Linked DNA regions of Homo sapiens: region 2 is linked to region 1. The links are chromatin contacts, found by Hi-C or POLR2A ChIA-PET in ENCODE. All regions are on one chromosome and are shown on one strand. The core of a region is the stretch at or near the end of the contact, and the rest is flanking DNA. Distances in the headings are between cores, read along the strand shown. Region 1 overlaps ARMC9 (armadillo repeat containing 9). Region 2 overlaps ARMC9 (armadillo repeat containing 9).

What was found. A loop is a pair of places that touch in the nucleus more often than their neighbours do. ChIA-PET counts read pairs that join two places held with the same protein, here RNA polymerase II (POLR2A).
Region 2: a map of Panc1 shows a loop between it and region 1 (3-fold over the local background). The contact joins two enhancer-like sites. A Hi-C loop is called at or near these places in 2 of 168 maps with a recorded cell type or tissue (Panc1 and posterior vena cava). POLR2A ChIA-PET finds 5 or more read pairs at or near these places in 4 of 52 experiments (CD8-positive, alpha-beta memory T cell, T-cell and WTC11).

What each region holds. Positions count from the first base shown.
Region 1 is chr2:231,265,954-231,272,284 of GRCh38, reverse strand. It overlaps ARMC9 (armadillo repeat containing 9), which reads right to left. Exons shown (of 25, transcript NM_001352754.2): 13 at 1,213-1,303. Among named protein-coding and RNA genes, the nearest start is that of ARMC9, 70 kb to the right of the region's middle. Within about 2 kb of position 2,172, at least 8 of the 41 ENCODE cell types and tissues checked have a DNase peak (open chromatin) inside an H3K27ac peak, as active enhancers do.
Region 2 is chr2:231,318,667-231,325,112 of GRCh38, reverse strand. The region is part of intron 19 of ARMC9 (armadillo repeat containing 9); the gene reads right to left. Among named protein-coding and RNA genes, the nearest start is that of MIR4777, 41 kb to the left of the region's middle. Within about 2 kb of position 3,877, at least 13 of the 41 ENCODE cell types and tissues checked have a DNase peak (open chromatin) inside an H3K27ac peak, as active enhancers do.

The DNA of each region.
Region 1 (6,331 bases), core at 923-3,422:
CAGGTGGTTGAGGCTACAGTGAGCCGAGATCATGCCACTGTACTCCAGTCTGGTTGACAAAGTGAGACTCTCTCAAAAAAAAAAAAAAAAAAAAAAACCAAACACACACACACACACAAAACCCCCACAAAACTTATTAAAACTTATTAAAAGATATTTCTTCTAAACGTTAAACGTTGGTTTTATTCAATGAAATATCTGGTGACTAGAAAAACCACTCTTCTTGTGAGCTAAACATAATTCATTGCTGTGTTCTTGTGGGGAGCATTGTCCTTTTTTTTCCATGAAATCCTGAACCCAACAGTCAGATCTACAAAGAGAAATGAGGGGTAATGTGTGTGTTATGAGCCCTTAAGTCTTCACAACAGAGGCAGCCAAGGAATGCTTCCATACACACTCTCTGTACAAGGCCTGGAGAAGAAGCAGGAAGCCACACCTGGGACCCTGTAATAAGCCCAGAATGGTCCCTAGCCTGTTGTGGACTTCTGAATGGATATGGAAGATGTTAATTTCAGACATAAGTTTCAACAGTATTATTATATGAATGGTCCTCAGTAACACATCCTGGCTTATCATAAATGTCTGCCAAATGGATGGAAGAACGAATGAACAAATGAACAAAGTTTTGGAGTATCATATATTCATAATTTGAAAACTCCCTTTATTCACATTATAAAGAGCTCAAATAAATAAGAACTTACGGAAGATAATGGCACTTTGCAAAATCATTTTAAATTCAGTTATGGGGGCATGTTATTTTCAGAGTTTTCAAATCCTTTGATTTAAGAGGTCATAGTCTTCTGAAGGAAATGGTGCAGTGTTTATTGGAGTCTGCTTTGTTTCGCTAAGCTTATTTTGCCGTAATTGTTTCACTTATTTTGCCTTAAGTAGAAAATTATAGAAGATGCATTCATTACCTGTGATATACTTGAAAGCAATATAAAATGTTACTATGTTACAAAACCAGAAAGCTTTATAAAATAAAACCGGGAGGTTTACAAAATAAACCCCAAAAACTGTCCAAATGTGCTCTGATATAAACTAAAGCAATATGACAACAATTAATTTTCACAAAAGACCTTAGATGAATTAAACGGTAACAAACTGAGGAAGCGTCATCTCTAAGAAACTTGGGAGGAACGCTCATTTTCAAAGGAAAAAGCACATCAATATGACCTAGCTCTTATCTTTGAAGCAAAGCTGATGTCTCACCTTCTGCCAGTGACGCAAAAGCATTGATGAGCCTGGCCATGTACTGCCGCACCACGTCGCTCGTGGAGTGCAGCAACTGAAGCACACTCCTCTGGGGGAAAACGTCAAGAGGAAAAACAAGGTTAAGAACACGGAGAGATAAACACACGCCTCCTCTTCGGGTCTGGTAGTTCTCTTCCTCTGCCTGAATTTATTAGAGGTGAAATAAACAGACTAAAGCCAAACATTTCATCTGGAATCCTTGTTTTCCAACTGAAATTTGATGAGACTTGGCAAAAATAAGTTAGTCAGACTTCCAAATTAAATGAATTAATTACACGAAGCCCTCAGAACAGTGACTGGCGCGAGGGAAGCAGTCCTGTTTGCTGTTACCGTTGCGGCTGTTTTCCAGGTTAGAATGGCAGATCCAAGACACATGACTAATTTGGCTCCCTCTAAGCCACAGTAAAACTACAATAAATGGACTGTTAAAAAAGATAATTCCCAAGGACAGAGAGAACAGCACGAGAAACGATAACGCCACAATTCTGGAAGTGGGACTGCAGCATGGCAAGAGGCTTAGCAGGCTCAAGAAGGCCAAATCTCAAGGCAGCAACGGGCACTGTGGAATTACCCAATTTCCATTACTCACTCCTCAAAGCACTTAAGAGCTGAAGAAAAATAAAGACGAATGAATTAAAGTTGTTCAAGAAGCACTTGGATCCCACTCATGTGACTCCTGCACACCTCTCAGCACAGGGCTGGGGAGAGGGTGTTCCCTTGTGAGGGAGACACAAAGGGTCTGTGGATCTGGGACACCAGGCAGAGGAGAGCAAGGCTTGCCGGGGTTCTAGAACAAAATGGAGAGGGGGGTTAGTGTCTAAATGCAGAATGAATGTGGAACAGAGGGCCACCCCAAAACTTGGCTCCCAGGACCCTGGCAACCAGACCTTTGCCCTCTAGGCCTGAGATTAGAAGACTATTCTCACAGTGAAATGACCAGCCCACGGGGAAAGAATTAGAGACCGTGAAATCAGAGGTTCCCAGCAAACGGCCCACCCAGATCCCCCTGGGTGGAACTATCCATCGACAGGCCCCACCATCACACTCAATGGCTTTGTGGTCCCCTTCACTCCAAATCTCTCATTAGGAGATCACCAAGGACTAGCAGACATCTGAGAAAAGTTTCTACCAGGAGGCCAAAACAAATAGGGGGGGAGGGTGGGGGCGGGGCTTGGAGTAAATGAGACCGTGCAGGGAGAAGAAAACTAAAAATTAAATAAAAATTCATCAATAATATCCTCAAAGATATAAGAAACTGTATTATATCCATGAAACAAGAGAATGCTATCAAAAAGGAAATAAAAGTGTCAACAGAAGGGTCAGAAAATAAAGATGAAGACATCTGCTAGGGAGGCTGGGCAGGGTGGCTCATGCCTATAATCCCAGGACTTTGGGAGGCCAAGGTGGGCAGAGAGGTCAGGGGTTTGAGACCAGCCTGGCCAACATGGTGAAACCCCGTCTCTACAAAAATACAAAAATTAGCCAGGCGTGGTGGCACACACCTGTAATCCCAGCTACTCGGGAGGCTGAGGCAGGAGGATTGCTTGAACCCAGGAGGCAGAGGCTGCAGTGAGCTGAGATCATGCCAGGGCAGCAGAGTGAGACTGTCTCAAAAAAAAAAAAAAAAAAAAAGAAGAAGAAAAGAAATCTCCTAAAGAGTGGAACAAAAAGTAGAAAAGATGAGAGAAAACTATAATAGAAAACCAGTTCAGGAGGTTCAACATTCAGAGAGAGAACACAGAAAACAGAGGGAAGAAACCATCAACAAAATAACTCAAGACCAGAATGAAAGTTGTCAGACTGAAAGGGCCCACAAAGTGCTCAATAAAAGGGATTAAAATATACCTCATGAAGGACGTCAATGGGAAATTGGGAAGATTCAATATGCTTCTAGGGAGAGAAACACAGGTCACATACAAAAGATAAAGAATTGGAATGGCTTTGGATTTCTTTTTTTAAATTTTTTGAGTCAAGCTCTCACTTTGTTGCCCAGGATGAAGTGCAGTGGTGTGATCACAGCTCACAGCCTCAACCTCTTGGGCTCAAGCAATCCTCTCGCCTCAGCCTTCTGAGTTAGCTGGGACTACAGGTGCACGCCAACATGCCTGGTTAATTTAAAAGAATTTTTTTTTTTCTTAGAGAATGGGGTCTATGTTGCTCAGGCTGCTCACAAACTCCTGGGCTCAAGCGATCCTCCTGCCTTGGCCTCCCAAAGTGCTAGAATTATGGGCATGAGCCACTGTGCCCAGCTGGCTTTGGATTTCTGTACAGCAAAACTGGAACCTAAAAGACAATGGAGCAATGTCTTCAAAATTCTGAAGGAAAATTATTTACAATCCAGGATTCTATACGAAGAATGAAGACATTTCTTGACCATACATGATCTCAAAAAAATTTACTTCCTGTGTACTTTTTCTCTAGACGTTATTAACTAAAGGATGTGTTCCACCAACCGAGAGAACAAGTCAAGAAATAAGATAATATGGGACACTGGAAACAGAGATCCAATTCAGGAGAGAGGTGAAAGGAATCAATAAAAGTTTGGTGAAGAGACTCCTGGACAGCAGCTATGCACCAGAATGTTTTCCAGACTAAACCCAGCTAATTCAAGAGGGCAACATGTCAAAGGCTGTCGTCCCCAAGATGCCTATTACCATTACACCCATTTAGGTTGATTTTTTGCTGAAGTATAGCATCTACACAGGGCATTGCACAGATCACATGTACAGCCTGATGAGTGTTCACAAAGCGAACATGTGGCTAACTAGTAACCAGATAAAGAAACAGAACATGACCATAGTCCCAGATGCCCTTCCAGAACCCCATTCCAAACCAAGGGTGACTTCTCTCCTGGCTTCTAACATCATAGATTCATGTTACTTGGCTCCTCCTTAAATTTTTTAATAAATGAAACCATATATTATATATTCTCTTATGTTTGACTTTTTCATTCAACAATATGTCTGTGATATTCACCCAGGGTCTCTGCTGTGTTCCTTCTCATTGCTCAAGGTATCCCATTTTACAAATACATCACAGGTATTCATTCTACTGCTGATGGACATTTGGGTTGCAGCCAGTGTTTTGGTTCTAGAACTGCAGCTATGAATATTCTTGCATGTTTTTTAGTGAACATATGGGCACGTTTTGGTTGGGGCTTATCTAGGAGTGGTTTTGCTAGGACATAAGGTATTCAGTTTTAGTAAACGCTGCCCGTGTTCCAAAGTAGTGCACGAGGTCCCAATTTTTAAACAGAGCACAAAATGACTGGTGAAACGAGCCCAGACTCTTATCTGCATTTGGATAACCCTAAACAGTGCTAGTGAAGTTCTAGCTCCCCCTTCCATGCCCTGCTGTGTGGATTAGCTGCGAACAGTTTTTTACTCCCACAGAAGTGTTCTCAAGTGATCAACCCCTGAGAACTAGAAGTAGATCAAGTGAGCGTAAAGCCAAAATACACAGCAGCTCACCATTGCCCTTAGGCATAAATATTGCTGCCGGGCCGGGTGCAGTGGTTCACACCTGTAATCCCAGCACTTTGGGAGGCTGAGGCAGGCGGATTACCTGAGGTCAGGAGTTTGAGACCAGCCTGGCCAACATGGCGAAACCCCATCTCCAATAAAAATACAACAATTAGCTGGGCATGGTGACGCGCACCTGTAGTCCCAGCCACTCAGGAGGCTGAGGCGGGAGAACTGCTTGAACCCAGGAGACGGAGGTTGAAGTGAGCCGAGATCACGCCACTGCACCCCAGCCTGGGTGACAGAGCGAGACTGTCTCAAAAAATTAAAAAAAAAATAAATATTGCTGTTGGACAACTGGTACCTGGCCCACCTTTCAATTCCGCCAGACGCTCTGTGTTTCCCAGGACTCTCTCCCACTTTTGATTACCAATGTCCCCAGAGGGGATCAATAAGTGCTCAGGGAGGCTATGTCTAACTGTCATCCCAAACTTTGGTTTATGCCATCTTCTCCTAGCTAACTTCATCTAACATGGGCACAGTCCTGTTTCCTTGCAGAGCAAGGCTGATGCTTGCTACTCAGCACAAAAGCAAACACTGTATTATGCGGGATATACATAGATGGGAAAACTATAAAGAAAAGCAAGGAGCGGATTAACACAACAGTCAGGATGTGCATGCACACTTCACAGCAGCACTATCCACAGTAGCTTCTACTGACGGAGGAAGAGATAGATACGCAAAATATGGTCCACCCATATGATGAAATGTTAGCCTTAAAAAGGAAAGAAATTCTGACATATGCTACGTGGATGAACCTGAGGACATTAGCTAAGTGAAATAAGCCAGTCACAAAAAGAAAAATACTGTACAATTCTACTTATATGAGGTATTTGGAGTAGTCACAATCATAGAGACAGATAGTAGAATGGGAATTTGCCAGGGGCCTGGAGTAGGGGGAAATGGAGAATTATTGCTTAATGGGTACAGAGTTTCAGTTTTACTAGATGAAAAAAGTTATTTATGGAGATGGATGGCACATGATGGTTGCACATTATGAATGTGTTTAATACCACTGAACTGTACACCTAAAAATGGGTAAGATGCTTAGAGATATGAAGAGAGATATTTATGAAGTCTAGAAACTAAGAATTCAGCTAAAAATGAAAAATTCAGTTCTCTACAATTTCATTAAATTTGGCTCCATTCAAGTTTTTGGTCTCAAGCTGTAATTCTCAACGCATCCTGGACCAGCAGTATTAGCATCACTGGAAAACTTGTTGGAAATGCAAATCCTTGGGCCCCACCATAGACCTATTGAATGGAAACTGTTGGTGGGACCCAGTGATCTGTTTTAATGAGACCTCCAGGAGATAACGATGCATGTTAAACTTTGAGAACCACTATGGGAGAGGAATGAACCAACGAATTCAATTTCCTGTCTGTACAGGTCAGTTTACCTTGGTGCCATAGTGACACAGCATCCATGTTGGACAAGGAGTCTTTCTGCCCTGCAGATTCTCTGACATCTTAAGAGAACTTCAACTCATTTCTTCTTTTTTTTTTTTTTTTTAGATGGCGTCTCAGTCTGCTGCCCAGGCTAGAGTCCAGTGGCG
Region 2 (6,446 bases), core at 2,628-5,127, 51 kb before region 1:
AGCTGGGACCACAGGCATGTACCAGTACGCCTGGCTAATTTTTGTATTTTTGGTAGAGACAGGGTTTTTCCATGTTGCCCAGGCTGGTCTCAAACTCTTGAGCTCAAGTGATCCACCCCTCTCGGACTCTCAAAGTGCTGGGATTACAGGCATGAGCCACTGCACCCAGCTCGTTTTGTTTTAATTAAACAAAATTTTTTTTTTTGAGATGGGGTTTTGCTATGTTGCTCAGGCTGGACTTGAACTCCTGGGCTCAAGCGATCTTCTGCCTCAGCCTCTGAATAGCTAGGGTTATAGGCGTGAGTCACTGTACCTGTCTTCATTTTGGTTTATTTTATTTATTTATTTATTTAGTTAGTTATCTATTTAGAGATGGAGTTTTGCTTTTGTTGCCCAGGCTGAGTGCAATGGTGTGATCTCCACTCACCACAACCTCCGCCTCCTCGGTTCAAGTGATTCTCTCGCCTCAGCCTCCCGAGTAGCTGGGATTATAGGCAGGCGCCACTACTAATTTTGTATTTTCAGTAGGGACGGGGTTTCTTCATGTTGGTCAGGCTGGTCTCGAACTCCCAACCTCAGGTGATCTGCCCACCTTGGCCTCCCGAAGTGCTGGGATTACAGGCGTGAGCCACTGTGCTTGGCCTTTTTTTTTTTTTTTAATTAAAACAAAGCTGTTTTTTAATTAAACGTACTTTATAGGCCGCGTGGCCTATAATCCCAGCACTTTGGGAGGCCGAGGTGGGCGGATTACGAGGTCAGGCGTTCAAGACCAGCCTGGCCAATATGGTGAAACCCCGTCTTTACTAAAAATACAAAAATTAGCTGGGCGTGGTGGCGTGTGCCTGTAGTCCCAGCTACTCAGGAGGCTGAGGCAGAAGAATCGCTTGAACCTGGGAGGCGGAGGTTGCAGTGAGCCGAGATTGCACCACTGCACTCCAGCCTGGGCAACAGAGCAAGACTACATCACAAAAAAAAAAAAAAAAAAAAAAGTACTTTACAATTAAATTTGCTGAGAATTGATAGGCCCTCCCTAACCTCCAGAAACACAGGACAGTTTCTGCATTTGTTCCTAATATTTGCTACCCATTAATAAAAGTTAACTTGAATTGCAGCTTAGCAGTGTGAGCAGGGGGCCTGGGGCAGAACCAGGGCCCCGCAGCTGACCTGCTCACAACAGGGACAGTTGGCTTCCGCTGCCTCAGTTTCTCTAGTGCAACATGCAGGCAAACGCTATTGTTATTTCAATGTCAAATGCATAGATGTAAGAAAACTGAGGTGAAAATCATCACCAAATTGATGGTTCTTGGTTTAAAAAGTTTTGTACCAAGGTTCTAATTCAGAAAGACATGATTCTTGTCAGCGCCTCATTTTCTCTAGCTAGTAAATGGGATCACTTGGCTGCCTCCTTTAAAATCATGACTTACTGATGGAAGAAATTTCTTAAATTCTCTGCTTTTGGAACGCCATGATACTGTGTAGATATAAACAAGTCACTGCCATGGTTTCTGAGAAACACTGAAACCGGCGAAAAGGGAACGGAGGCATCCTTAGGGCTTGGGAGGGGAGAGAGCGGAAGCAAACTGAGCTGCGCTAGTTGAGGTGGGAAGGGCAGCTTAACAAAGAAGCCAGAGCTTCATTCAACCGTTCCCAGTAACACCTGCAGGCAGAGGAGCCCACTACCTGCGGTGGGAAATGTAAGCAGAGAACCTCCCAGCAATGAAGCTTGCTGATAGCAGGCGCTTGCTCCACTTTCTCAATCAGTGCCAGGCAGATGAAAACAACTCTGAGGATGTATCTGGACTTTTAATAATGGGCAAACCCAGAGGTGAGGCCAAGAGGCACCCTCTGAGAATGCCAACTCAGGCCTTCCAGCTGGGAGGGGAGCCACTGCTGCCATCAGTTCTCCCCCCATTTTTTTTTTTAAGAGACAGGTTTTTGCTCTGTAGCTCACGTTGGAGTGCAGTGGTATGATCACAGCTCACTATAGCCTCTAACTCCTGGCCTCAAGCATTCCTCCCACCTTAGCCTCCTGAAGTGCTGGGATTACAGGCATGAGCCACCGTGCCCTGCTCGGGGAAAGAATTCTGCTAGCCTCTCTCAATGCAAGCCTGGCAAGGTGCTGGGTGCACTGGGCGACAAGGGCACCAGCCACTGTGCTAACTTGTCTGAGCTGCTTGTGAATTCCAAACGAAACGACATATTTTAAAATCTACTTTGTGAAGTAAGGGAGTGATGGATAAAGAAATACTCAAGAATAAATGCCTCGTTAGGGTGGGTCTTAAATACCATTGTTGGAGGAATTTGACTAAAATTACTGGTCTTTATGTACCAGAGCAGAATGCATCAGATTACTAATGTTAGAGCTCAGTGATAACTGATTACTTCAAGAAATTAAGAATGCCTCATAAAAAAGGCGCTCGAGCTGAGATGAATTTAGATGTCCTAATGCGAAGCTTCCCCATGGCAGCTTGGTGACCTTATGACATTACAAGATGCTTAACTGGAGGCTTTCGATACATAATACTCCAGACAAACCAGATTCTAAGCAACTGGCCTGAAAACAAAACTAAGGGTGACCACTAAATGCATTTGAAAACTCAGATTCTTACAGATAGAATGCAGAGCAGAATGTGTTCAGGCGGTTTTACACATGACAAGTGAAAGTATCCGGTGTGCTTTCCACTTGAAATAATTATAAGACTTCTATAAGTAGTTTAAATTTGAGACACCTTCTCAGAACGCTGAATTGTAAATCTCACTCTTTGTGAAAATAAGGGAAAAACACTCCACATGGGAGAGCGAGGGTGGACTGAGGTGACCAGGCCAGGCAGCGTGAGGCGCTGACTTCCCCAGTGGAATGGGCCCTGGCCACGTGTGCAGCTTTCCTCCTGAGCACGTGCCCACGACTGCAGATGGAAGCACGTCCGGGATCCTTGAGGGCTCCCCGCGACGCGGAGAAGTCTCCCTCTACATTCATTTCCCCATTCACAAAAATGCAGCCCAGGGTATGACAGTTGGTTTCACAACCAGACCAGTTCATTAAATAAGGATATGACAGAAACCGGAGAACCCAAACAACCTTTACTTCCCTAATTCTCCCAGTCTCTTGCTTTCGCCGCTCAGTTTACTTGCTTAAACTTTTTCTGTACTCTAAGCAAAAACAGCAAGAAATGTGGAGATGATGGCAAAGTCGCCCTAGGAAAAGCAGGGCTTATCGCAATATTTAATACACCCAATAAGAGAAGACCTGGAGGCTCAGTGGGACAGGAAGTGAAAGAGCAGAAAGCTTCCATGAGGTTAGAGGGAGAGGGACCCAGTGCCCCAGCAGTACCACAGACACCGCGCTTCACATGGAGAAGAGGAAGAGGGTAACCGAAATCAGGGCCCCTTCCAAACAGGATCCTAAGAGTGTGCTCAGGACACAACGGGCAAAGGGGAACAAAAGACCTAGGGACCAAGGCAGGGTATGTCCCCGCCCCAACCTGGAGCAAGTGAAGATGGGCTAGTTAAGAAGAAACCACCACTCCAGGACTGGACACACTCCTGACCCAATGAAGGGATTTTCTTACATGCCAGCAGGAATGTCATAAAGACAAAAAAAACTATTATTCAATATAATGTCTATGTTCTGAAATACTGTTTAGATGAATCTTAAAGTTTCACAGAAAAAACCTCAGGAAAAACTCCCAGGCTGCTGCTACCCAAAGTGTGGCCTGGGACCAGCCTCCTCCCACCCCTCCTTTCCCCACTGAGGGTGCTCTACTTCTCTGCCAGCTGCTTTCCATCCCCGCTCCATCCGGGCCAGCCCTGGCCTTGGCTCTCTCTAATTCTGGCCAGGCAGCACATGAGGAACCTCCACTCCAGCAGACTTCGGCTTGCCTCTAGACCAGTCAGGCCAGTCTGTCTCTAGATCGCAAGGGCGGCGTTAAAAACAGCTGACAGGCATTGAGTCTGCCTGGCACTTGACATGGATTGTTTCATTTGATCCTCACAAGCACCTGATGAAAAGGGTATTAATATTCTCGCTTTACAGATGAGAACACTGAGGCTTGGTGAGGTTCACCAGCTTGCCCAAAGCCACACACAGCTGGTAAGTTGTCAGGCAGGACTCAAACACAGGGAGTTAGCTTCTGAACCCTTTCTTGGTGTTCAGATTCTGCCAGTCACTGACTCGACATTCAGCAAGTATTAACCATGCATCTATCATTTTTGTGGGTCTCTGGCAGGTATAGAGAGGCTTCCATGCTTGGCCCCACCTGTTCCCTGTTGCCTTGGACTTGGAATAAGGACAGGAAGAGCATGCTGATCAAATGCACACATGATACAAGACAAGGATGTGATCCAATACCTCAGTGAGCTGTGACCATCAGCTCACCTGCCAATAAGATGCCTACCAGGGATTAAGACAGGTCCCAGCCTTGGCTTTAATGCCACCCCCTGCCACTGCCTTTTCTGGATTAGGCTTATTCTATATAGCTCCAGAAGAAAGACCAGCGAGTGGACACTATACGGAAGAAAAGGAAGGAAAGGACACTATCTTTTTTTTTTTTTTTTGTCCATGAGGGGCCACAGATGAACTTGCTGTTCACATCTCTGTCATGATGATTTATCCCTATTTTTACAGATGAAAAAACAAATATAAATAAAAATATAAAGGTAGACAGGGTCTTAATGAGTGAGGCTTTGAATACTACCGTTAGCAACTTGAGATTGTGCCAAGTGATGGGGAGCAAGAAAGTGTTTTAAAAGGCATCATGTGAATGTGCAAATGGGTCAGCCCTTTGGGGAGCAATTTGGCAGGATTTAGTAAAGATGAGACCCTCATCCCCCTGCATCAGCAATTCAACATCTAGGTGTGAGCTGCAGAGAAGCACTCAAGGGCATATAAGGACACGAGGATGAAGAAGCTCTTTGCTGCACTGTGGAAAACACAGGAAAGGAAGGAGAAACACACAGGGGCTTATTCTGACAATGAAATACTACATACAGCAGCTAAGTGGGTGAACTGGGTATTGGGATGAGTAAACCTCTAACACATAATGTTGAATGAAAAAAGCAAGCCAGTAAACAATTCATATAATACTAGCCACTTATGTAAAATTAAAAACCATAACAGTGTATATTATGAAAGTACAGAATCATCTGTGGAATTAATACACCAACTTCAAGATAGTGGTTAATTCTGGGGAGAGAAGGAGGGGAGGGAGAGGAAGGGATACAGCCACAGCTGTCTGTTATATTATTTTCTGTTCTTTCTGAAAAGTTTAAAATGTTCCCTAATTTAAAAATTAAGTGATCATGTCCCCGTGTGGTCCAAGCTCTGCTTTAAGAAGATGGTCTGGTGGCCACATGCAGGACAAGCTGGGAGGGCCAGAGACCGAAGGCTGGGAAGTTAGTACAGAGAGGGGTGTGAGGCTTAAGCCAGGATGTGGAGCAGAAAGGAAATGAAGGGGAAGATGAAAGTGACTTCCAGAACGATGAGCCACAGTGTGTAGACACCATCTGGAAGATGACAGCAAAGTGTAAGGGAGAGGAAGAGTCCCTGGTCACTTAGCAGTTTAAGGAGCATGGGCGCCTGGGACCGCCAGGTGATTTATGAGCCTCAGGTGTTTGTTATGCCCACATCTGGGTTAGAACCCCTTACTAGTGCCTAGCATGGGGGTGAGATGCTGGGCTGAGCATTGCTCAGGTTCGTGGCAGTTAGTTTTAGCCCATTTAGAGAAACTAAGGCTTGTACATGGCAGAATCAGGACCCGAACAGGGCTCCTGATCCTAGGATGGGGGACACTTGGCAGAGCCCAATGGCCACTTCCACCTGGATGTTCATGAGCTCTACAAGGCTACCTGGTCCCAGCGCCTTTGGGCTCAGTTCAAGTCCCAGGAATAGCCCAGCCCAGTCAGTGACTTACTGACCTCACTCAGGCAGTTTTATTTCTCACTGTAAATTAGTAAACTAGCACTTTGATCACTTAAAAATGAAAGTGACCTTCTAACAGCTTCCCTCCTCTCTCAGGATAGAAGCCAAGGTCCTTCCCCAGGCCCTAGGTGATCTGACCTCATATCCAACTCCCTCCCTGCTTCTTCCTGTTCCCGCAAGGCCCCCAATATGCTTCTGCCTCAGGACCTTGCCACTTGCTCTTCCCTCTGCCCCACTGCTCTTCAAAGCACTCATGGTCACCTGGCTATCATCTCTGCTTATTTGTTGAAGGCTTGCTTTCTCCAAATAGGATGTCTGCTTTGCTTTTACCGCTATATCCCTAGGATCTAACGACTTCTGGCCCTAGGCATATACTCCTGTTCCTGGAACAGGAGTAGGTCAGGCAATTCCTCTCTACAGTTATCAAGTGCAAAATGTGATACGTTTACTAAAAATAATCATTCCAGGACACTGGAAAATGACCAATGGCAGGCAACAACTTAAGCAGTACTTGCTCAGTGGGGAAGTG